Linked DNA regions of Homo sapiens: region 2 is linked to region 1. A link is an interaction called in ENCODE POLR2A ChIA-PET data of the cell type or tissue named here. Cell type or tissue: GM12878. All regions are shown on one strand. Each heading gives the region's core, and the rest is flanking DNA. Links, peaks and the distances in the headings are about the cores only. Region 1 overlaps TAOK1 (TAO kinase 1). Region 2 has its middle 33 kb from the start of TAOK1.

The links. Peaks named below come from ENCODE experiments on the same cell type or tissue, not always from the same donor. Only the 100,000 strongest peaks of a DNase experiment are listed, where the experiment ranks them.
Region 2: POLR2A ChIA-PET joins it to region 1 with 12 read pairs; 2 of 35 experiments call an interaction of 5 or more read pairs at or near these places.

Annotation. Positions count from the first base shown.
Region 1 is chr17:29,426,688-29,438,033 of GRCh38, reverse strand. The region is part of intron 1 of TAOK1 (TAO kinase 1); the gene reads right to left. Among named protein-coding and RNA genes, the nearest start is that of MIR4523, 42 kb to the right of the region's middle. In GM12878, for the core only: no CTCF peak of the experiment used is centred there; a DNase peak (open chromatin) is centred at 4,293; H3K4me3 peaks cover 620 bases; H3K27ac peaks cover 1,138 bases.
Region 2 is chr17:29,351,566-29,362,911 of GRCh38, reverse strand. No RefSeq gene overlaps it. Among named protein-coding and RNA genes, the nearest start is that of TAOK1, 33 kb to the left of the region's middle. RefSeq lists an enhancer at 4,993-5,062. In GM12878, for the core only: no CTCF peak of the experiment used is centred there; a DNase peak (open chromatin) is centred at 4,891.

The sequences.
Region 1 (11,346 bases), core at 1,260-9,259:
ACGGCCGGGCACGCTGGCTCACGCCTGTAATCCCAGCACTTTGGGAGGCTAAGGCGGGCGAATCACAAGGTCAGGAGGCCGAGACCAGCCTGGCCAACATGATGAAACTCCATGTCTAATAAAAATACAAAAAATTAGCTGGGCATAGTGGTGGGCACCTGTAATCCCAGCTACTCGGGAGGCTGAGGCAAGAGAATCGTTGAACCTGGGAGGCAGAGGTTGCAGTGAGCCGAGATCATACCACTGCACTACAGCCCGGGTGACAGAGTGAGACTCCATCTCAAAAAAAAAAAAAAAAAGAAGAATATAAAGGCAGTTCAAAAGGCATAAGTACTCCTTCACTTTATCAGAATTGAAATAGAATGCAAAATTTATTTCCCACTTCCAGGTTTTCTACTTCAAAAAGCCAAGTTAGATTATTATATCTTATACATTATATGCCAAAATTAATCAGACATGGATTAATGAGTTTAATCAGAAATAACTTTCAATAATAGGTTAAATATACTCTATAAAACCAATTTTAAGAAATACATAGGCCGGCGTGGTGGCTCAGGCCTGTAATCCCAACACTTTGAGAGGCTGAGGCAGGCAGATCACTTGAGGTCAGGAGTTCAAGACCAGCCTGGCCAACATGATGAAACCCCATCTCTACTAAAAATGCAAAACTTAGGCCAGGCACAGTGGCTCAAACCTGTAATCCCAGTGCTTTTGGAGGCCAAGGCAGGCGGATCACAATGCCAGGAGCTTGAGACCAGCCTGGCCAACATGGTGTAACCCCGTCTTTACTAAAAATACAAAAATTAGCCGGGCGTGGTGGCAGGCACCTGTAGTCCCAGCTAGTTGGGAGGCTGAGGCAGGAGAATCGCTTGAACCCAGGAGGAGGAGGTGGCAGTGAGCCAAGATCACACCACTGCACTCCAGCCCGGGCAACAGTGCCAGATTCCATATCAAAAACAAACAAACAAACAAACAAAAAAGGTTTTTTTCTTCTTTAAACTTTTTGAGTCATCATTTTGGCAAAATAAGTAACTTGCAGTAATCTCAAATTTTATTTTATAATATCAAGTGTTTTAAACCTCAAACATTTAGCAGCCTTCCCAAAATCAAACTTCAGTTTCAAAATTTTCTTCCCTGGCACATGGCTTTTCAGATACTTCAGAGGGCCCCTGAAGTGTCTGGAAAAGAAAGGCAAACAGGATTATGTGACACGTTTAGGTACACGGAATTGCCAAAATGGTGTTTAATCTTCTTTAGGTTATATCTTAGTAAATAACGCTTATGTATGCTCCAAAATTGCATGGGATTTCTAAAGTTCTAATGTCTCCGTATTTGCTATCAATCATAATTAAGGTTGTTAAGTTATTGTAAACCATGGAGATAACCAAACTTCTTTGCCAATTGTGTTTCTGACTATAATTACCCTGACAACTTGGCTATTCACAGATGTTTGTTGTCTTGTTTTAATCCTTTTCAGAAGATGGTTTATAATAGACTGTAAGACTTTAACAGGTGCTCTCAAATACAGACTTCAGATAACTTTGGAGATTGTTAACATTTTAATAAAGGAAAATGAACAGGACTCATGAAGAGCTGAAATGTTTACAAATATCAAGCAAAACAAGAGTTAACTAAATGGACTGAACTCAGAAAGCTGAAGCAACCTTTCTGACTTTTGGCTGGAATATTGCTGATCCTTGTTTGGTTTTTCAGAGTCAAGGAAACTCATTTTGAACTATTTACGGCCTTTAATAATTGAGTAAGGTATATTCCTAAGAAAAAAACTTTGGAGCATGTTATGTTTCTCTCCGCCTGGTGCCTCTAAAATTTGAAAACTGTCTGTGAGTATTCTTTAATTTTTTGATTTTTAAATTTTTAAAACATTTTTTACTTATTTATTTTTGAGACAGAGTTTCACTCTTGTTGCCCAGGCTGGAGTGCAGTGGCTCAATCTGAACTCAATGCAACCTCTGCCTCCCGGGTTCAACCGATTCCCTTGCCTCAGCCTTTCAAGTAGCTGGGATTACAGGCACCAGCCACCACGCCCAGCTAATTTTTTGTATTTTTAGTACAGATGGGGTTTCACCATGTTGGCCAGGCTGGTCTCGAACTCCTGACCTCGTGATCCGCCTGCCTTGGCCTCCCAAAGTGCTGGGATTACAGGCGTGAGCCACCGCACCCCGCCTATCTGTGAGTATTCTTATGGCAATATAAGTATTTGCAATAGTGCAATGAGAATTCATTTTTCTTTTGTAACAGGATACAACTGGAGAAAATGGTTATTTTAACAAGGCTTTTACTGGAAGGGTATGCTCCCCTTTAAGGAGTCAAGCTCGAAGTCGAACTTGCAGAACCAACAAAAGCCCCATGGAGAAAGTGACCTAATACCCTCATCTTCGCAGTCCTTGTACAGGGTTCCTGACCTGTGGTCAGTAAAGAATGTCACTTTCTAACAGGTTCTAGGAGCTCCAAGTTTATCTTGGGACCTTAAGAGGAGAGGATCACCCAACTCATAGGTGTTTCAAGGTCTTATCTGAGATTCCTTGGGGAATAGAGTTCCATCAAAGCCAATCTAAAAGGCCTATGTAGACATAATTATTCTTGCTATACTTTAGGCAAATAATCAGGTCAAGTATAGGGCTAAGGGATTTTGCAAACCACTCAGTCCTATCATGATTTTTTAACAAAAATGAGGACTGGAAAGAGAGAGATCATGTTCCAAAATTTACCATACATTTGTCATTAAATTCTGAACTCATTGGTTGTTTTTAAGTTTTCACCTACATTTTAGACTAACCCTGCTTGTTCCTGTGAACTAACCAGCAATCTCCAGCTGCATCTCAGAAAGAACAACGGGGATGGGTAATGTAAAAATCTGGACCAATATTCTAGTTCTGAGCAATTATCCTTCAAATTCTTCCAGGTGATGGGAATACATAGGATGCCCATCACAGAGGTTTCCTTTTGGGAAAGTAAGACCAAGGGAGCTAACCAAAGCCAAGCACCATGCACCCAAATCCTAGCAAGCATAACTAGAGCCACCAGTTATCTGGGTGTGTCACAAGACATCCTTTCCTCTCCCTTACTGGAGGAGGACTCGGTTCCACAGTTTCACCTTAGCATTTGGCTTACAAGGAGTCCATGCAACTCCCCTGAGACACATCTTTGTCCCAGACTCAATTCCAAATTTCAGGTCAAAGCCCTAGGAAAAAAACTGGATCTGAGGGATCCAGAGGCAAATGACAACAGAGGTTAAAAGGCACATTGCAGGTGAGCGTGGCTGACTCCTGCTGATTAAGCCAACTCCAAGCTTCCTGTTTCATGGATAAAGGCCACATTAATATCCATGGCATAAATGAGGCCTAGGGAACTCCAAAGCTACTGACTGTAGGTGGGAAACAGACATAGGTGAGACAAATAATTCCTATTGTCTCGACACCCCTGTTTCATGGGTGCAAGCCACTTTGGTACTCATGGTGGCACCTGCCAAGGTCGCCAGAACTCGGGGATGCAAGGACAGAAGACTGAAAGAGGACACTCTTTCCTCTCACTCTCACGTATCCTGAGTATATGCTAGGAAAATAAGGGAACCAGGGAGGCCTGCTTCCCTCTTTCTAGATTGGTAGCCATTCATCTTCAATCTGTACCCCTTTCAAATGCATCCTGAACCTCTGGGACTCCTTTAAAAGGAGGCTTTTTCCCTTTCTCCTCAGTTCTCTCTTCACTAATAGATAATTGTGTTTCTGTACTACAAGACACTCCCCTCAAATGCATCCTCCGAACTAGAAAGAGTTAATTTCCCAAACTTTAAACTGGTTGGCTTAGGATTGGGCTCAGAGGAAGGGAACCCAAAAGCCCAACATGCCAGCAAAAGGGTAAAGTTTCTTTACCAGTCGGGTTTTTGGCCTCCCTCTCCCTGTGAAAATTGGTAAAAGGCCTCAGTATTTTTCAGCTCTCCTTACCCCGCCCCTTGTTTCGTTTTGATGCATGTTTTCTAATAACCCGGTTTGTCTGTTCTTGCCTTCAGGCCATCAAACTCCAAATGGTCATGCAACCGGAGCCTCTGATGGTGGCCCCTTCTGCTGGGAACCCCTAAATAGGCCTCTTAGGGAGCTCTGACTGCTGTTTCCCCCAAAACAGGCCCCTGTCAGCAGGAAGCAGTTAAGATCGGTCTTCGTCCGTGTCCTTAATCTAACAATTGCTAGATTAGAGGGGAAATGAGATAGCCAGGTGGGAGAGGGTCCCCAGAGAAACTACAACAAGCCTGCCCACTGGAGCTGAGCCTCAGGAGGTTCATGCCATTTGCAGTGGGGAGGAGTCTGGCCCCTCCACTTCCTGTGTGGAACCTGAGATTTGAATGGCAGGGCGGGAAGTGCTCTAGCAGGAGACTCTGGCCTTGTGGAGTATCCCTATTTCCCCTTTTTTTCCCTTTTCACCCAATAAAACCCTCTGCTTTACTCACCCTTTAAACTGTCTGCAAGCCTGAATTTTCATAGCCATGGGACGGACAAGTTCTTTAGCTGAACTAAGGAAAAGTCCTGCAATGCTAACAGAGCTGCCTTAGTTTCTAGAGTGAAGAATCTTTTTACATTCTTTTTTTTTTTTTTTTGAGACAGAGTCTAGCTCTGTCACCCAGGATGGAATGCAGTGATCTCGGCTCACTGCAACATCCACTCCCGGGTTCAAGCAATTCTCGTGCCTCAGCCTCCTGAGTAGCTGGGATTACAGATGCCCGCCACCACGTCCAGCTAATTTTTGTATTTTTAGTAGAGACAGGGTTTCACCATGTTGGCCAGGCTGGTCTTGAACTCCTGACCTCGTAATCCACCCGGCTTGGCCTCCCAAAGTGCTGGCTCACAAGCGTGAGCCACTGCACCTGGCTACATTCTTTTATTAGCCCTATAACTGAGACTCAAACTCTACTTACATTCTCTTGCATTACTAGTAATTCAAAAAGATAACTATGGTAAGGCCCTGGAGACTCAGTGGCTCATGCCTATAATCCCAACACTTACGAAGGCCGAGGCAGGAGGACTGCTTGAGCCCAGGAATTCAAGACTGGCCTAGGCAACATTGCAAGACACTGTCTCTACAAAAACTTTAAAAATTAGCCAGGTGTGGTGGCAAACACCTGCAGTCCTAACTACTCAGGAGGCTAAGGCAGAAGGATCCCTTGAGCACAGGAGTTTAAGGTTGCAGTAAGCTATGATCTGAGAGACAGAGCACAACTCTGTCTCTCTCTAAAAAAAAAAAAAATTTGGACAGGTGTGGTGGCTCACGCCTGTAATCCCAGCACTTTGGGAGGCCAAGGTGGGTGGATCACCTGAGGTTAGGAGTTCAAGACCAGCCTGGTCAACATGGTGAAACCCCATCTCTACTAAAAAATACAAAAATTAGCCAGGCAGGCCGGGCACAGTGGCTCACGCCTGTAATCCCAGCACTTTGGGAGGCCGAGATGGGTGGATCACGAGGTCAGGAGTTTGAGACCAGCCTGTCCAATATGGTGAAACCCCATCTGTTGGGAACAGGCCTCCAAATCTGGCCATAAACTGGCCCCAAAACTGGCCATAAACAAAATCTCTGCAGCACTGCGACATGTTTGTGATGGCCATGATGCCCACGCCGAAGGTTGTGGGTTTACCGAAATGAGGGCAAGGAACACCTGGCCCACCCAGGATGGAAAACTGCTTAAGGCGGTCCTAAGCCACAAACAATACCATGAGTGATCTGTGCCTTAAGGACATGCTCCTGCTGCAGATAACTAGCCAGGGCCCATACCTTTGTTTTGGCCCATCCCTTTGTTTCCCATTTTAGTTAATCTATAATCTATAGAAACAATGCTTATCACTGGCTTGCTGTCAATAAATATGTGGGTAAAACTCTGTTTGAGGCTCTCAGCTCTGAAGGCTGTCAGCCCCCTGATTTCCCACTCCACACTTTATATTTCTGTGTGTGTGTCTTTAATTCCTCTAGCAACGCTGGGTTAGGATCTCCACAACCGAGCTGGTCTCCGCACACGGAGCTGGTCTCGGCACCCATCTCTACTAAAAAGTACAAAAATTAGCAGGGTGTGGTGGCTCACGCCTGTAGTCCTAGTTACTCAGGAGGCTGAGGTAGGAGAATCGCTTGAACCCGGGAGTCAGAGGTTGCAGTGAGCCGAGATCGCACCACTGCAATCCAGCCTGGGCAACAGAGTGAGACTCCATCTCAAAAAAAAAAAAAAAAAAAAATTAGCCAGGCATGGTGGTGGGCACCTGTAATCCCAGCTACTTGGGAGGCTGAGGCAGAATTGCTTGAACCAAGGAGGCGGAGGTTGCAGTGAGCTGAGATCGCGCCATTGCACTCCAGCCTGGGTGACAAGAGCAAAACTCTGTCTCAAAAAAAAAAATTTAACTTATACTTATTTACATTTATTTACTTATAAAACCGTATGTCTCCACTTCAATATCTCAAAGAAATTTCTAACTCAAAATAATCTAGTCATTCAAGCCAATCTTCTTTCTGAGTTGCCTATAAAATTAAAGTGTGTCACACTAATGTATCCAATTTAGTAATCCAAAAACCTAAGGTTTTTTTTTAATTTATTTATTTAGAGACAGGGTCTCGCTCCGTTGCCCGGGTTGGAGTGCAGTAACACAAGCACAGCTCACTGCAGCCTTGATTTCCTGAGCTCAAGTGATCCTCCCACCTTAGCCTCCCAAGCAGCTGAGACTACAGGCACACACCACCATGCTCAACTAATATGTTTTCTTTTTAGTAGAGACAAAGTCTTGTTATGTTGCCCAGGCTGGCCTCAAACTCCAGAGCGCAAGCACTCTCACCTAAGTGAGAACCTGACCAAAAAGGGGGAGTTTTTTTAAACAAAATTCTGGGAGGTCATTGTTTTGGACTAAGCTCATGCACTGGGCCCCAACAAACCAAACCAAAATGGAATCACTTGTGCTAAGACTTTAAGGAAACACACAGATTCTAGAACAGAGCAGGTTTTGTTTTTTCTCCAGCAAATTTCTATAACAGCATAGGTATCCACTCCCAAAATTCCCATTAAGTCTTTTAATCAATTTCATTTCCCCTCGCCTAGAGACCACCAAACTTCAGATGATCATGCAGCAAAGTTCCAGCCAGTTCCAGGTGAAGATACTACCCCTGGCCATCAAAAAGCTACCCTCCTTCCACTAGACAGAACAGGGTGAGAGTTCCGTGATCTCCAACAGGTAGGGACTAAGCCCCAAATCAGCATGAAGCAGTTACAGAAGAAAGACCTTCAGTCCTTCTGCCTCCCATAAAGATTTATGGGGATCATGTCTCTCAGAGGAAGATGAGGCAGGAGAATAGGGTCTGGAGGCAGGGAACCTAAGGCTGTTTCATGCCAATTTCCTAGAACTAAATTGAAAGGAAAACCCTAACTTTCCATGCCTAAGTAACAAAAGGACCAGAGGCGACTCCCTTTGACCTTTCCTGAGCACTGCAGATGGGATATTGGCTGTCCCCAGCAAATCAGACTGATTGCTGGTGGAGTCTTCGTTTGCAACTTTGTAACTTCACCCTAGCCTCTGATTGGTTGCTTTTTGCAGATGCGAAGTTACAAAGTTTTTGCAACCAATCGGATGTTTGCACAGGAGTGTGACCTTTGTAACTTCACATCAGCCTCTGGTGGGCTGCTTTCCCCAACCAATCAGACTGATTGCAGGCTACCCTTCAGTTACATGAGGTGAGCATGAAGTGGCCAATGGGAAACTTCTAGGGGGTATTTGAACCCAAGAAGATTCTACACCTGGGCTCCTTGAGCCGCTCCTCAGGTCTGCTCCCACACTGTGGAGTGTACTTTCATTTTCAATAAATCCCTGCTTTCGTTCTTTTGTTACTTCATTCTTTCTTTGCTTTGCTGGACATTTTAACCAATTCTTTGTCCAAAACGCCAAGAACCTGGAGTCATGACCCTCTACTGGTGACAAAAATACAAGCCCTCTCTTTTTATCTTTTTGATTCAAATGGAAGAAAAAGCTCTTGTGATTTTTCCCAAAATTCAACATTATTATAGTTTTCCTTTAATACTAAAGTAAAATTACAAGATAAAAATTAAATTTTACTGTCAACAAGATCAGTTGTATTGATTAGATCTTATAGTCTTATTTATTTCAAAATAAAAATAGGGCACACTGTATGACAGATATTAAACAAACTCAAAACTTCAGAGATAAAAGGTATCTTAGATGCACAAGTGCCTGAAGGGTTGGGTGGTGTGCTTAAAGTCACAGTTAATAACAAAACTATAACTAAAAAACCTAAAGGTACTAAATACAAGGTGGTATCCTAAATTAGATCCTGAAACAGGAAAAGGATGTTAGTGGAAAATCTGGACAAAATTGGTAGTTTAGTTAATAATATTGTAACAATGTTAACTTGTTAGCATTGACAAATGTACCATGGTTATTTAAAATGTTAACATTAGAGGAAAGGCCGGGCATGGTGGCTCACACCTGTAGTCCCAGCATTTTGGGAGGCTGAGGTAGCCGGATCACTTGAGGTCAAGCATTTGAGACCAGTCTGGCCAACATGGTGAAACACTGTCTCTACTAAAAAATACAAAAATTAGCCGGTCCTGGTGGCGTGCACCTGTAATCCAGCTACTTGGGAGGCTGAGACACAAGAATCACCTGAACCCAGGAGATGGAGGGTGTAGTGTCCCCCAGTGTGGGGGACAGAGTGAGACTCTCCAAAAAAACAAAGAAAAGAAAAAAAAAATCAGAGGAAAGTAGATGAAAGGTATACAAGAACTCTGTACTATCTTCTTTGCACTTTTTCTGTACATCTGAAATTATTAAGTAAAAACAAAAGGCTTATTTTAAAATTCTAAAGCTGAAACTGATTTCTAATCCAGAATACTTCCCATCTGCTTCCATAAGAATACCCACCTAGAAAGGCATTAAGTTCTAAAACCAAGTATACAGAGATAACAAACTATAGCACCTGCCTGCAGCACCCTCAAACAAAAAAATAATCAAAAATTCTCTATTTTTCTGTTTAATAGGGAAGGGAATTAACACTCATTGACTTCTCGCTATATTCCAGGCATTTTGCTTATTTAATTCTCATAACTGGGGTGGGCGCAGTGGCTCACACCTGTAATCCCAGCACTCTGGGAGGTCGAGGGCAGAGGAGAGGATCACTTGAGCCTAGGAGTTCGAGACAAGCCTGGGCAACATGGTGGAACCCTGTCTCTACAGAAAAAAAAAAAAAAATTTAGTCAGGTGTTGTGGTGCGCAACTGCAGTCCCAGCGACTTGGGAGGCTGAGGTGGGAGGATCCCCCAAGCTCAGGAGGTAGAGGCTGCAGTTAACCCACTGCACTCCAGCCTGAGTAACAGCCAGATCTTGTCTCAAAAAATAAAAATATATATATAACTCTCACAACTGTTTTAAAATAATTACCACCTCAAATTATACTTGAAGTTCAAAGAATGTAAGTAATTTGCTCACTATCATATAGCTACTAAGTAACAGAGCCAGATTTCCATACCTCATCATCAACTTTCTCTAGGCTATCTAGGCACTCTACAGTCATCTGTGTATTTAAAAAGAAGTATTTGTTACTAAATTTTACAGATTCTACCTCTATGGCATTTTTCACATCAAAACCCTCACTGCCAATCCCACTGCCACTACTTTTTGTTTAGGTCTCTGTTACCTCTTGTCTGTTCTACAGCAAAACACCTCTCAAGCATTCCAATCTCTAGTCTTATTCTCTTTAGTCCATTCTGTACACCTGTAAAGAACAGCTTCTTGCTCAGCCTCCCAACATCTATGAGGATGTTTTAGTAATGGTCTTAGATTTCCTTTTGAGATATTACCTCTCCTCTGCCTAGGTATTCCCCTCTAGGAAACATGTACTTGGTTTTTGGAAATTCTGAATCTTGAACAAATGATACAAGTCTGGAAAAAAACGGTTGGCACTTATTCATTTGGGTGGCATCCTGATGAAACTGTCTATTCATTCCTTGTATCAAGACCCCAGGAGCTATCCTAGACTCTCTTCAGCCTTCCTTTTCAGTCTGCGAGCAACTTAATAGTCTTATAATAAAATTATTCTTCTTTTTTTTTTTTTTTTTTGAGACAGAGTCTCACGCTGTTGCCCAGGCTGGAGTGCAGTGGCGCAATCTCGGCTCACTGCAACCTCCGCCCCCGGATTCAAACAATTCTCGTGCCTCAACCTCCTGAGCAGCTGTGATTACAGGCGTCCACCACCACGCCCAGCTAATTTTTGTATTTTTAGTGGAGACAAGGTTTCACCATGTTGGCCAGGCTGGTATGGAACTTTTGACCTCAAGTGATCTGCCCACCTTGGCTTCCCAAAGTGCTGGGATTACAGGCGTGAGCCACTACGCCTGGCCAAGAAAATTCTTAAGATAGTTGGTATCACTTCTCTGCTTCCAAAAACCCTAACAGATACATCACTCCTAACTCAAATAAGATCTCTAAAGCATTTCTTTCTTTTTTTTTTTTTTTTTGAGACGGAGTTCAAAGCGATCCCCCTGTGTCAGCCTCCCAAGTAGCTGGGACTACAGGCGTGCACCACCACACCTGGCTAATTGTTGTATTTTTTGGTAAAGACAGGGTTTCACCATGTTGGCCAGACTGGTCTGAAACTCCTGACCTCAAGTGATCCACCCGCCTTAGCCTCCCAAAGTGCTAGGATTACAGGCGTGAGCCACCGCACCTAGCCAAGATCTCTAAAGCACTTCTAAAGAATTACTCAATCTTCCTGCTCAAAAACTTTAACCTACAAGTTCTCAATATTATATAATCTTCTCCAGGTTAAGTTTTCAGGGTTCTCCCCATTTTGGTCCAAACTACATTTCTAAACTTATTTTCCACCAATGGCATTACATTCATTAATGTTATTCTCTCCACTTGGAATGCTATCCACAAAACCCCCATGTCTGCCTACAAATCCTACCCACCCTTCCGAATCTATTTCATTGTTCCCTAGTATATCAATTCTCATCCAATTCCACTTGAAATGTAGTTGGTGCAACTAAGAAACTGAATTTTATTTAATTTTTATTAAGTTTAACTTAAATTTATGGTAGCTAGGGGTCACCATATTGGACAGCTTAGCTCTAGCATATAATCTATTTTGCTCTACTATAAAATATTCAAGGAAAATATAAGAAGTTATTTAGGCGTTTCCTTAATCTCACCAGGATGCCACTCCAAAACACCCTGAAGTTGCTCAGATCTAAGTTAGAGAATAACAGGCATAGAAAATCAAATTCAAAATCCATAACAAATCATACAATGTACCAACAGCTGGTCCCACAAATGAGGGCCTCTTAAGCTACTGAACC
Region 2 (11,346 bases), core at 1,077-9,076, 75 kb after region 1:
GGCTGATCTGGAACTCCTGTCCACAAGTGATCCGCAATATACTGGTCTTTCATACAGGCATAGTGGAGAGCCGATATAAATATCAGAAACTGAGACTTAGAAATTCAACAAATCATCATTATCATACAAAGCACTCTGAAACACTGCCTGGTGCATAGACAACGCTCTATAAGTGTAAGTGAGTAGTAGAAGTATTAGTATTATCATCACCATTGTCAAACTGATAATGAGGGGTCGCTACATACTTTCTTTTAATTTTCACCAAAGAATTAAAGGTAGATTATTTTTCTGTTAAAGAGCTTCTGATTTAATAGTGTTGAATAGTTTGAACAAGGTTTCAGCGTCAGTATTCAAATTATGACTGAAATTTGAATGTCTTTCATTACAACAGGTTGATGGCCGCAGAAATAACTTCCTGTTATTCAGAATAGTGATGCCCAGGACAAATATTACTATTCCATATTTTCCCTGTTTCCTTGGCCATCATCCCTTTTTGCTTTCCAGATTAAGCCCTCCAAGGGAGGTTTAAATAAAAGGCCGTATGGGCTAAAACCAAACAACAACTGAGCAATACCAATGGGCAGAATTTGGGGATCTAAAAACCTAATGGTTTACCTGGAAACAACTAACCCTATTTACAATAAAGAGCCTCCAGCTCTTTGGCTCACCTCCATCTCTTGGGCTCTCCTCCAGGCTTGGAGAGATCAGACTGCTAAAGACAGTCTTTTTCAAGAGGTTCATTTTTTATCTAGTCCTCAAGTCCTCCTACCCTTATTGATTTCTTTTTTCTTTCCTTTTTTTTTTTTTTTTGGTTGTTGTTGTGTGTTGTGCTTTTTTGTTTTGTTTTGTATTGAAACAGGTTCTTGCTCTGTTGCCCAGGCTAGAGTGCAGTGGCATGATCATAGCTCATGTAGCCTCCATCACCTGGGCCCAAGTGATCCTCCCACCTCAGCCTCCTGAAGAGCTGGGACTACATGCATGTGCCACTATGCCAAGTTAGTTCTTTTGGTTTTTAGTAGAAATGAGGTCTTGCTATGTTGCCCAGGCTGGTCTCGAATTCCTGAGTTCAAGCTATCCTCTGGTCTCAGCCCCCCAAATTGCTAGGATTACAGGATGAGCCACTGCACCCAGACTACCCTTGTTGATTTCTAAAACTATTTAAGTGTCTTAAAAACTCAGGATGATACCTAGAAATGAGTCCAGAAAAGGGGAAATGTGGGGGGAAGTGCTGTTGTTGACATTATCCCAATAACCCCAGGAACCCAGATCAGTCCAGCACTTTTTCAAATGTCTTGATTATTTTACTGATACAAAATTGGATCAGGCTTTTTGACAGTTTGTGGTGAGGGAAAAACCCAGAGCTGGGCCAGAATGACACCAGGAAGCCCTATGTTTCATTTGGCTAATATTCTTTCTTAAAGAACCAAATCAAAGTCATTTCTTTTGTGACACTGTGATAACATGTGCAGTCCTACAGGTGGAGCTACCTTTATTTATTTATTTATTTATTTGAGATGAAGTCTTGCTCTGTCACCAGGCTGGAGTGCAGTGGCGCGATCTCAGCTCACTGCAACCTCTGCCTCCTGGGTTCAAGTGATTCTCCTGCCTCAGCCTCCTGAGTAGCTGGGACTACAGGCGCGGGCCACCACGCCTGGCTAATTTTTTTGTTTTTTTAGTACAGATGGGGTTTCACCATGTTGGCCAGGATAGTCTTGATCTCTTGACCTCATGATCCGCCCGCCTAGGCCTCCCAAAGTGCTGGAACTACAGGTGTGAGCCACCGCGCCTGGCTGGAGCTATCTTTATTATTGCACTTATCATTGTATTAAAATTATTTGATTACCTGTCACTTCTCTTCATCTTTCTATGAACAAATAGAAAGATAATATCTATTACTTCTATTCTCCCTCTAACAATAGCAATTACACAGTGGCAAATACATTAAAGATGCTTAATAAATCATTGTTAAACAAATTAACAGATATATGGATACTAGGCCTTTGGGTCTTATTTAGGCCTGAAGTGGTAGTACAATTGCAGAGGACATACTTTTGCATCATTTGGGCCTGTCTTAGTCTGTTTTGTGTTGTTATAACAGAATACCACAGAGTGGGTAATTTACAAAGAAAAGAAATTTATTTCTGGAGGCTGGGAAGGTTAAGTTCTAGGGACCCACATCTGATGAGGGCCTTCTTTCTGTGTCATCCCTTGGCAGGTGAAAGGCAAAGGGTGAGTGCAGGCCATAGAACTCACAGCCTTAAGCCCTTTTTAATTGGATATTATATTAACACATTCATGAGGGCTCCATCCTCATGACCTAAACACCTCCCATTAGGCCCTACCTCCCAACACTGTTGGCGTTGGGGATTGTTTCCAACATGTATTCCTTGGGGAACACATTCAAACCACAGCAGGACCCATATCTGTGCATCGTATTAGATGATAAAACTTTTTTTTTTTTTGAGACAGAGTCTCGCTCTGTCACCCAGGCTGGAGTGCAGTGGCGCGATCTTGGCTCACTGCAACCTCTGCCGCCCAGGTTCAAACGATTCTCCTGCCTCAGCCTCCCAAGTAGCTAGGTTACAGGCACCTGCCACCATGCCTGGCTAATTTTTGTAGTTTTAGCAGAGACAGGGTTTCACCATCTTGGCCAGGCTGGTTTTGAACTCCTGACCTTGTGATCCACCCACCTCAGCCTCCTGAAGTGCTGGGATTACAGGCATAAGCCACCGCACCCAGCCAATAAAACATTTTTATATTTTATTTTGCTTTATTTGTCTTTGTATCTTCTATAGTACCCATTTTCAAGAAATATATATTGAGGATCTGTTCTGCTCAGAAATGGAATAGAATTTGTATGTTTTAACCAGGTCAAAGTCCATTCATAAACTTAACATTTATTGTCTTATTGCTGTATGAGAATACTGTGACAGATAGGAAGTGTAAAGGGTTGGACCAACATTACTCTTACAGGAGATGAGAATCTGTGGGTAATTTTTTTTTTTTTTGAGACAGTCTCGCTCTGTTGCCCAGGCTGGAGTACAGTGGCACGATCTCGGCTCACTGCAGCCTCTGCCTCCCAGGTTCAAGCAGTTCTCCCACCTCAGCCTCCCTAGTAACTGGGATTACACACAGCTAATTTTTGTATTTTTGTAGAGACGGGGTTTCACCATGTTGGCCACCTCGTCATGAACTCCTGACCTCCGGTGATTTGTCCACCTCGGCCTCCCAAAGTGCTGGGATTACAGGCATGAGCCACCGCGCCTGGCCTTACTTTTTTTTTTTTTTTGAGACAGTTTCACTCTGTTGCCCAGGCTGGAGTGCAGTGGAGTGATCTCAGCTCACTGCAACCTCTGCCTCCTGGGTTCAAATGATTCTCCTGCCTCAGCCTCTTGAGTAGCTGGGATTATAGACGCCCACCACCTCGCCTGGCTAGTTTATATATATATATATATATATTTTTTTTTTTTTTTTTTTTTTTTTTTTGAGAGGAAGTCTCGCTCTGTCACCCAGGCTGGAGTGCAATGGCACGATCTCAGCTCACTGCAACCTCTGCCTCCTGGGTTCAAGCAATTCTCCTGTCTCAGCCTCCCGAGTAGCTGGGATTACAGGCATGCGCCACCACTCCTGGCTAATTTTTTGTATTTTTAATACAGACGGGGTTTCACCATGTTGGCCAGGCTGGTCTTGAACTCCTGACCTCAGGTGATCCACCCATCTTGGGCTTCTAAAGCGCTGGGATTACAGGCATGAGCCACCATGCCTGGCCGATAAATTTTTTGAAATGGTAAATTTGGATCATAAAATAACAGGGCATTTTAGATTAGAAGAAGAGTATACTTAAAAGCAGAGAGGTGGCCAGGCACGACGGCTCATGTCTGTAATCTCAGCACTTTGGGAGGTCTCCTTTTGGGAGGCCAAGGCAGGCAGTTTGCCTGAGCTTAGGAGTTTAAACCAGCCTGGGCAACATGGTGAAACCCCGTCTCTACAAAAAACACAAAAATTAGCCAGCCTTGATGGCGGGCACCTGGAGTCCCAGCTACTTGGGAGTCTGAGGTGGGAGGATTGCTCGAGGAGGTTGAGGCTGCGGTGAGCTGTGATGGCACCACAGCACTCCAGCCTGGGTGATACAGGGAGACCCTGTCTCAAAAAAATAAATAAATAAAAAGCAGAGAGGCAAGAATGTGTATGGCATGTTTGGGAAACATTGGTTGAGTGGCATTTACTTTGTAGTCATGAGTTCTCACCAAAGAAGATATATGGATGGCTAACAAATGTAGTAGAAGATATTCAACAGCATTAGTCATTAGGGAAATGCCAACTGAAACCACAGAGATACCACTTCACATTCACTAGAATGGTTATAATTAAAAAGACCGACAATGCCAAATGTGTATGAGGTTATGGAGAAATTAGAACCTTCATGCATTGTTAGTGGGAATATAAAATGATACTGCCACTTTGGAAAATAGTTTTGGAGTTTCTTTAAAAGTTCAACATAGGCCAGGAGTGGTGGCTCAAGCCTCTAATCCCAGCACTTTGGGAGGCTGAGGCGGGCAGATCACGAGGTCAGGAGATCGAGACCATCCTGGCTAACACAGTGAAATCCCATCTCTACTAAAAATACAAAAAATTAGCCGGGCCCGGTGGCACGCACCTGTAGTCCCAGCTACTTGGGAGGCTGAGGCAGGAGAATTGCTTGAACCCAGGAGGCAGAGGTTGCAGTGAGCCGAGATTGCGCCACTGCACTCTAGCCTGGGCGATAGAGTGAGACTCCATCTCGAAAAAAAAAAAAGTTCAACATAAACTTACTCTATGACTCAGCAATTTCACTCCTAGGTACTGCTCAAGAGAAATGAAAATATATGACCACACAGAAGCTTGTATGTGAATGTTCACAACAGCATTATTCATAATAGCCAAAAAGTGGAAACGACCCAAATGGTGAATGGAACAAAACACAGTATATTTGTACAACAGAATATTGTTCAGCCATAAGAAGGAATGAATGACTGACACACTATACAACATGGATGAACTTCAAAAACATCATGCTAAATGAAAAAAGCCAGACACAAAGATTCTATTTACATGCAATGTAGGATTCCATTTATGTAAGTTCCACAAAAGGCAACTCTATAGAGACAGAAAGCTGATTAGTAGTTGTCTGGGGCTAGGGTTGGGAGCAGGAATTGACTGCAAATGAGCACAAGGGAACTTTTTGGGGTGAGGAAAATATTCTAAAAACTGAATTGTGGTGATAGTTGCACAACTCTATAAATTTACTAAGCATTGAACTGTACACTTATAACAGGTGAATTTTATAATGCATAAATTATTTCTAATTAAAGCTGTAGGAGGAAAAGACACAGGTTTAAATCAAATCCTGGCTCTACCACTATCTAGCTGTGAGATTTGGCCAAGTTATTTTAGTTCTGTTAACCTCTGTTGTCCCATCCCTGTAAAATAGGGATGATAAAAATAGTACCGTAGTACAATGAAGACTAAGTAAGGTCATGCAGTAAAGAATGTATCACATAGTGATTACTCCATGAAGGTTAGCTCTTATGAGACTAGTTGGTAAAGATTGTGATGTTCGTATTTGTTTTCAAAAGGTGCATGCAGATTTAGAGGGATCTAAAATCCCAAGAAAGAAAGGAATTAACAGTGAGACTTTTGAAGAGATGAAACAGAGAAGAGGCAGGTGGCAGTAAAAACACAGAAGAAAACTGCAGATAGGCAAATAATGAGGAAAAAGACAGGAAGTGATCATTAATTGAATGAACAGAGCTGGAGTTGAGAATGCTTCTCTTTTCTAAACTGGACTTGGATCTAGATTTTAAAATTACTAGCCAGGCGCAGTGGCTCATGCCTGTAATCCCAGCACTTTGGGAGGCTGAGGCAGGCGGATCACAAGGTCAGGAGATCAAGACCATCCTGGCTAACATGGTGAAACCCCGTCTTTACTAAAAATACAAAAAAAGAAAAAATTAGCCGGGCATGGTGGTGGACGCCTGTAGTCCCAGCTACTTGGGAGGCTGAGGCAGGAGAATGCCGTGAACCCGGGAGGCGGAGCTTGCAGTGAGCCAAGATTGCACCACTGCACTCCAGCCTGGGCGACAGAGCAAGACTCAGTCTCAAAAAAAAAAAAAAAAAGTTACTTAGGCCGGGCATGTTGATGCCTGTAATCCCAGCACTTTGGGAGGCTGAGGCTGGCGGATCACGAAGTCAGGAGTTTGAGACCAGCCTGACCAACATGGTGAAACCCTATCTCTACTAAAAAGTACAAAAATTAGCCAGGCATGGTGGTGCGCACTTGTAATCCCAGCTATTCAGGAGGCTGAAGCAGGAGAATCACTTGAATTCAGGAGGCGGAGCCTGCAGCGAGCCGAGATCGTGCCCTGCACTACAGCCTGGGCGACAGAGCGAGACTCCGTCTCAAAAAAATAAAAATAAAAATTACTTAATTTTGGCCGGGCGCAGTGGCTCACACCTGTGATCCCAGCACTTTGGGAGGCCGAGGCAGGCGGATCACGAGATCAGGAGATCGAGACCATCCTGGCTAACACGGTGAAACCCCGTCTCTACTAAAAATACAAAAAAAGAAAAAATTAGCCAGGCGTGGTGGTGGACACCTGTAGTCCTAGCTACTTGGGAGGCTGAGGCAGGAGAATGGCGTGAACCCAGGAGGCGGAGCTTGCAGTGAGCCGAGATCGCACCACTGCACTCCAGTCTGGGCAACAGTGCAAGACTCTGTCAAAAAAAAAAAAAATTCTTAATTTTATTTACTCATTGTATTCATTCATTTGTTGAACAGAATGTACAAATCATACATGGTAACAGTACCTACTACATAGAGTTGTCACAAATTAAATCAGTTAATTCTTGGAAAGCACAGTTTATACAGGATGCTTTGTATATCATATTAAGGAATTGGGATTTGAACATCTAAGCGTTGTTTAAAACCCATTAATATTAAGGGTCAGCAGTTAATTGGCATATCAGAGCTGTTGGCAAGTTCTTATCAGGAATAGAATCTAGAACTCATTGCCATTTCATACTTTTCAAAAGCTTTTAACTGAGAATATGCAATCAGTTCGTCTATTCCTTTTCAAAGGTCTGTGGTTCTTAACTATTTCAGATTTTAGGCCTCTAAAATTTAGTAAAACTTCTAGGCGGGACCCAGTGGCTCATACCTGTAATCCTAGCACTTTGGGAGGCTGAGGCAGAAGGATCACTTGAGCTCAGGAGTTCGAGACTAGCCCGGACAACATAGCGAGACCTTATCTCTACTAAAAATAATTAAAAAAAAAAAAATAGCTAGGTGTTGTAGTCCCAGCCACTCAGGAGGCTGAGATGGGAGGATTGCCCAGGAGGTTCAGTTTATAGTCAGGAGCTATGATTGTGCCATTGCACTCCAGTCTGAGCAACAGAGACCCTCTCTCAAAACAAACAAAAAATTTTGAGTAGTAGTTCTCAAACCAAGAAGTCTTAAAAACTAATGAGCTTTCGTTTATGTGGAATATGTGTATTATCAATTACTGTACTAGAATTTAAAACTAAATAACAGCAAACTTATTGTACATTAACATAAATATTTTTATGAAAAACAGTTATATTTTCCAAAACAAAAAATATAATGAGAAGGGTGTCAATGTTTTACATTTTTACAAATTTCTTTAACGTCAGCTTTAGCTAATAGATTCTCATGTATGCATCTGCATTCAGTCTGTTGCAATATGTTGTTTTAGTTGAAGGATATGAAGAAAATCTGGCTTCACACAGATATGTAGCTGGAAGAAGTTTTTAGATAGTTTTTTTCTGACCATTGTGGTTATTCTTTGATAGTACATGGAAATGCAACAAGCTGTAATTTCTTTTCATTTTTGAGACGGAGTTTCACCCTGTCCCAGGCTGGAGTGCAGTGGCACAATCTCGGCTTACTGCAACCTCCACCTCCCAGGTTCAAGTGATTCTCCTCTCTTAGCCTCCCGTGTAGCTGGGATTACAGGTGTGCCCCATCACGCCCGGCTAATTTTTTTGTATTTTTAGTAGAGACGGGGTTTCACCATGTTGGCCAGGCTTGTCTTGAACTCCTGACCTTGTGATCCACCTGCCTCAGCCTCCTGAAGTTCTGGGATTACAGGCATGAGCCACCACACCCGGCCAACAAATGGTAATTTCTTAAAGGTTGGTTGCAGCCAGGCACAGTGGTGCGGGTTTATAGTACCAGCTACTCAGGAGGCTGAGGTGGGAGGATTAATTCAGCCCAGGAGTTTGAGTCCAGCCTAGGCAACACAGTGAGATCTGATGTCTTTAAAGAAAAAAAAAAAAAAGTTATTTGCAATGTAGAATCTGAAACATTATTAAATGAACTTTTTGTCCTCTGTTTCATTAAAATCCATTAGGACTGGGTGCAGTGGCTCACACCTATAGTGCTAGCACTTTGGGAGGCCAAGGTGGGCAGATCACTTGAGGTCAAAAGTTCGAGACCAGCCTGGGCAACGTGGTAAAACCCCTGTCTCTACTGAAAAAAATACAAAAATTAGCCAGGCATGGTGGTGAGCACCTGTAATCCCAACTACTCGGGAGGCTGAGGCAGGAGAATTGCTTGAACCCAGGAGGCAGAGGTTGCAGTGAGCTGAGACCTTGCCATTGCACTCCAGCCTGGACAACAAGAGCGAAAGTCCATCTCAAAAAAATAAATAAATAAAATAAAATAAAATAAAATCCACTGGTCTGTCTTTCTCTTTGAATGGATCTTTTACCCATGCATGATTTAATATATGCCCTAGTCATTTGAAAAATATTAATTCCTTGAGATATGCATATCTTCCAAATGTTGACACATTTCATTATATGATGTCCCCCCCCCCAAAAAAAAACACATTTATTATCATCAGGAAAATCTTTAAGTATTGGGACACTGTCAAGCTCATGGTAGTAGATATAAGTTTTCCAAAATTCTAATTTTTGTTTGAAAACTCAAATTTTGTCATTGGCAAGAAACAATATCAGTTTATCAGTTATTTTTCTTGACATGCAAGCTCACTTTCTTCATTATGGGGAAATTTCAGCCAAATACCCAAGTTTTGATAGCCATAGTTTGTCTGTTAGTCGTTTTTTCAGGTAAAAATAGTGGTCAATGAAAAAGGTCAGCTCATAGCTCAATGAATTAGAGAAACGGTTTTCCTCAAGACAACCACCAATCATTCTTTGATATGCAACAGAAGTGCTTCATGCATACATAGCTTGTCATACCAAATAATTAAAAACATGTTCTGAGGGATCTAATAAAACCAATATTTTTTTTCTATTTCATCAAGGATATTCTTTTTTTTTTTTTTTGACAGAGTTTTGCTCTTGTCGCCCAGGCTGGAGTGCAATGGCGCAATCTCAGCTCACTGCAACCTCCACCTCGTGGGTTCAAGCAATTCTCCTGCCTCAGCCTCCCAAGTAGCTGGGATTACAGGCAGCCGCCACCACGACCAGCTAATTTTTGTACTTTTAGTGGAACGGGGTTTCACCGTGTTGGCCAAGCTGGTCTCAAACTCCTAACTTCAAGTGATCTGCCTGCATCGGCCTCCCAAAGTGCTGAGATTACAAGTGTGAGCCACCGCACCTGGCCAAGCATGGACATTTTTAAGACAGAGGTTGCAGTGAACCAAGATGGCACCATTGCACTCCAGCCTGGGCGACAGAGTGAGACTCTGCCTCAAAAAAAAAAAAAAAAAAAAAGTCCATGCTCATGCTCCCCTAGACTAATTAAGTCAGAATATCTAGAGTCCTTGGCATTGATATTTTTAACAGCTCCCTAGGTAATTGTAATGTGCAGTTGAACTTGAGAACTACTATTCTAGACTATTTTCCAGGAACATGTATCTACTCATGGACAGGACATCAGAAAATGGAGGACCACCCCCCACCACCGTAAAAAATTAAATATAAAGAAAGAGAACTGACAAGTCCTCCAAGTAAGAATAGAAAAAGAGTTATTGGTGGCTTTAAAATCTTTATATTCTTTAACCTAGTAATTCTGCTTCCTAAAATTTATCCTAAGAAAAGTAATTTAACAGGAGAGGGAAAAATATATTTGTGAAGACGCGTTATCTTTATAATAGTGAAAATAGGTTTTTAAGCAAGGGTGTTAAATAGTAATAACTATTTCTTAGACAGGTGTGATGATTAAATTAGATGATACATGTAAATTACTTATTGTTCTGCAAAGCACAAAGTACATGCTTAATAAAAGGTGGCTGGCTGGGCCAGATGTGGTGGCTTATGCTTGTAATCCCAGGACTTTGGGAGGCCAAGGTAAGCAGATCACTTGAACGCAGGAGTTCAAGGACAGCCTGGGTAACATGAAGAAACCCTGTCTCTACAAAAAAAAATTAGCCAGGTGTGGTAGCATGCACTTGTAGTCTCAGCTACTTGGGAGGCTAAGGTAGGAAGATCACTTTATCTTAGGAATTTGAGGCTGTAATGAGCTATGATTTTACCATTGCACTTCAGTCCGGGCAATGAGTGAGAGTCTGTCTTAAAACAAACAAACAAACAAAAACGCTGACTGGCCAGTCTAGACTGGTGCTCACACCTATGATCAGCAACATAGTGAGATCTCATCTGTACAAAAAATTTAAAAATTAGGCCAGGTGTGGTGGTTCATGCCTGTAATTCCAGCACTTTGGGAGTCTGAGGTGGGCAGATTTCTTGAGCTTAGGAGTTAGAGACCAGCCTGGCCAACATGGTGAAACTCCTTCTTTACAAAAAAATACAAAAATTAGCCAGGTGTGGTGGTATGCGCCTGTAGTCCCAGTTACTTAGGAGGCTGAGGTGGGAGGATTGCTTGAATCCGGGAGGCGGAGGTTGCAGTGAGCCGAGATAATGCCACTGTACTCTAGCCTGGGTGACAGAGCCAGACCCTGTCTCAAAAATAAATAAATAAATAAACAAATAAATAAATAAAAATTAAAATAAGAATTAAAAATTTTAAAATTAGCCAGGCATAGTGGTGTGCCCCTGTAATCCCAGCTACTCTGGAGGCTAAGGTGGGAGGATCACTTAAGCTTAGGAGTTTGAGGCTGCAGTGAGCTATGATTTTGCCATTGTATTTCAGCCTGGACAAAAGAGGAGGACCCTGTCTCTGAAAAAAAAAAAAAAAAAAAAAAAGGTGGCTGGTGTGTGGAGATGGACAGTAGGGAGGCAAAAGTAGAAGAAGACAAGTTATGAAGCCACTGAAGTAAGCAAGAGTTCATGGTAGCATGGATTAATGGCCAGAAGAGGGAATAAACAAATGACATATACAGTTGGCCCTCCATATCTGTGGGTTCTGCATCCCTGGATTCA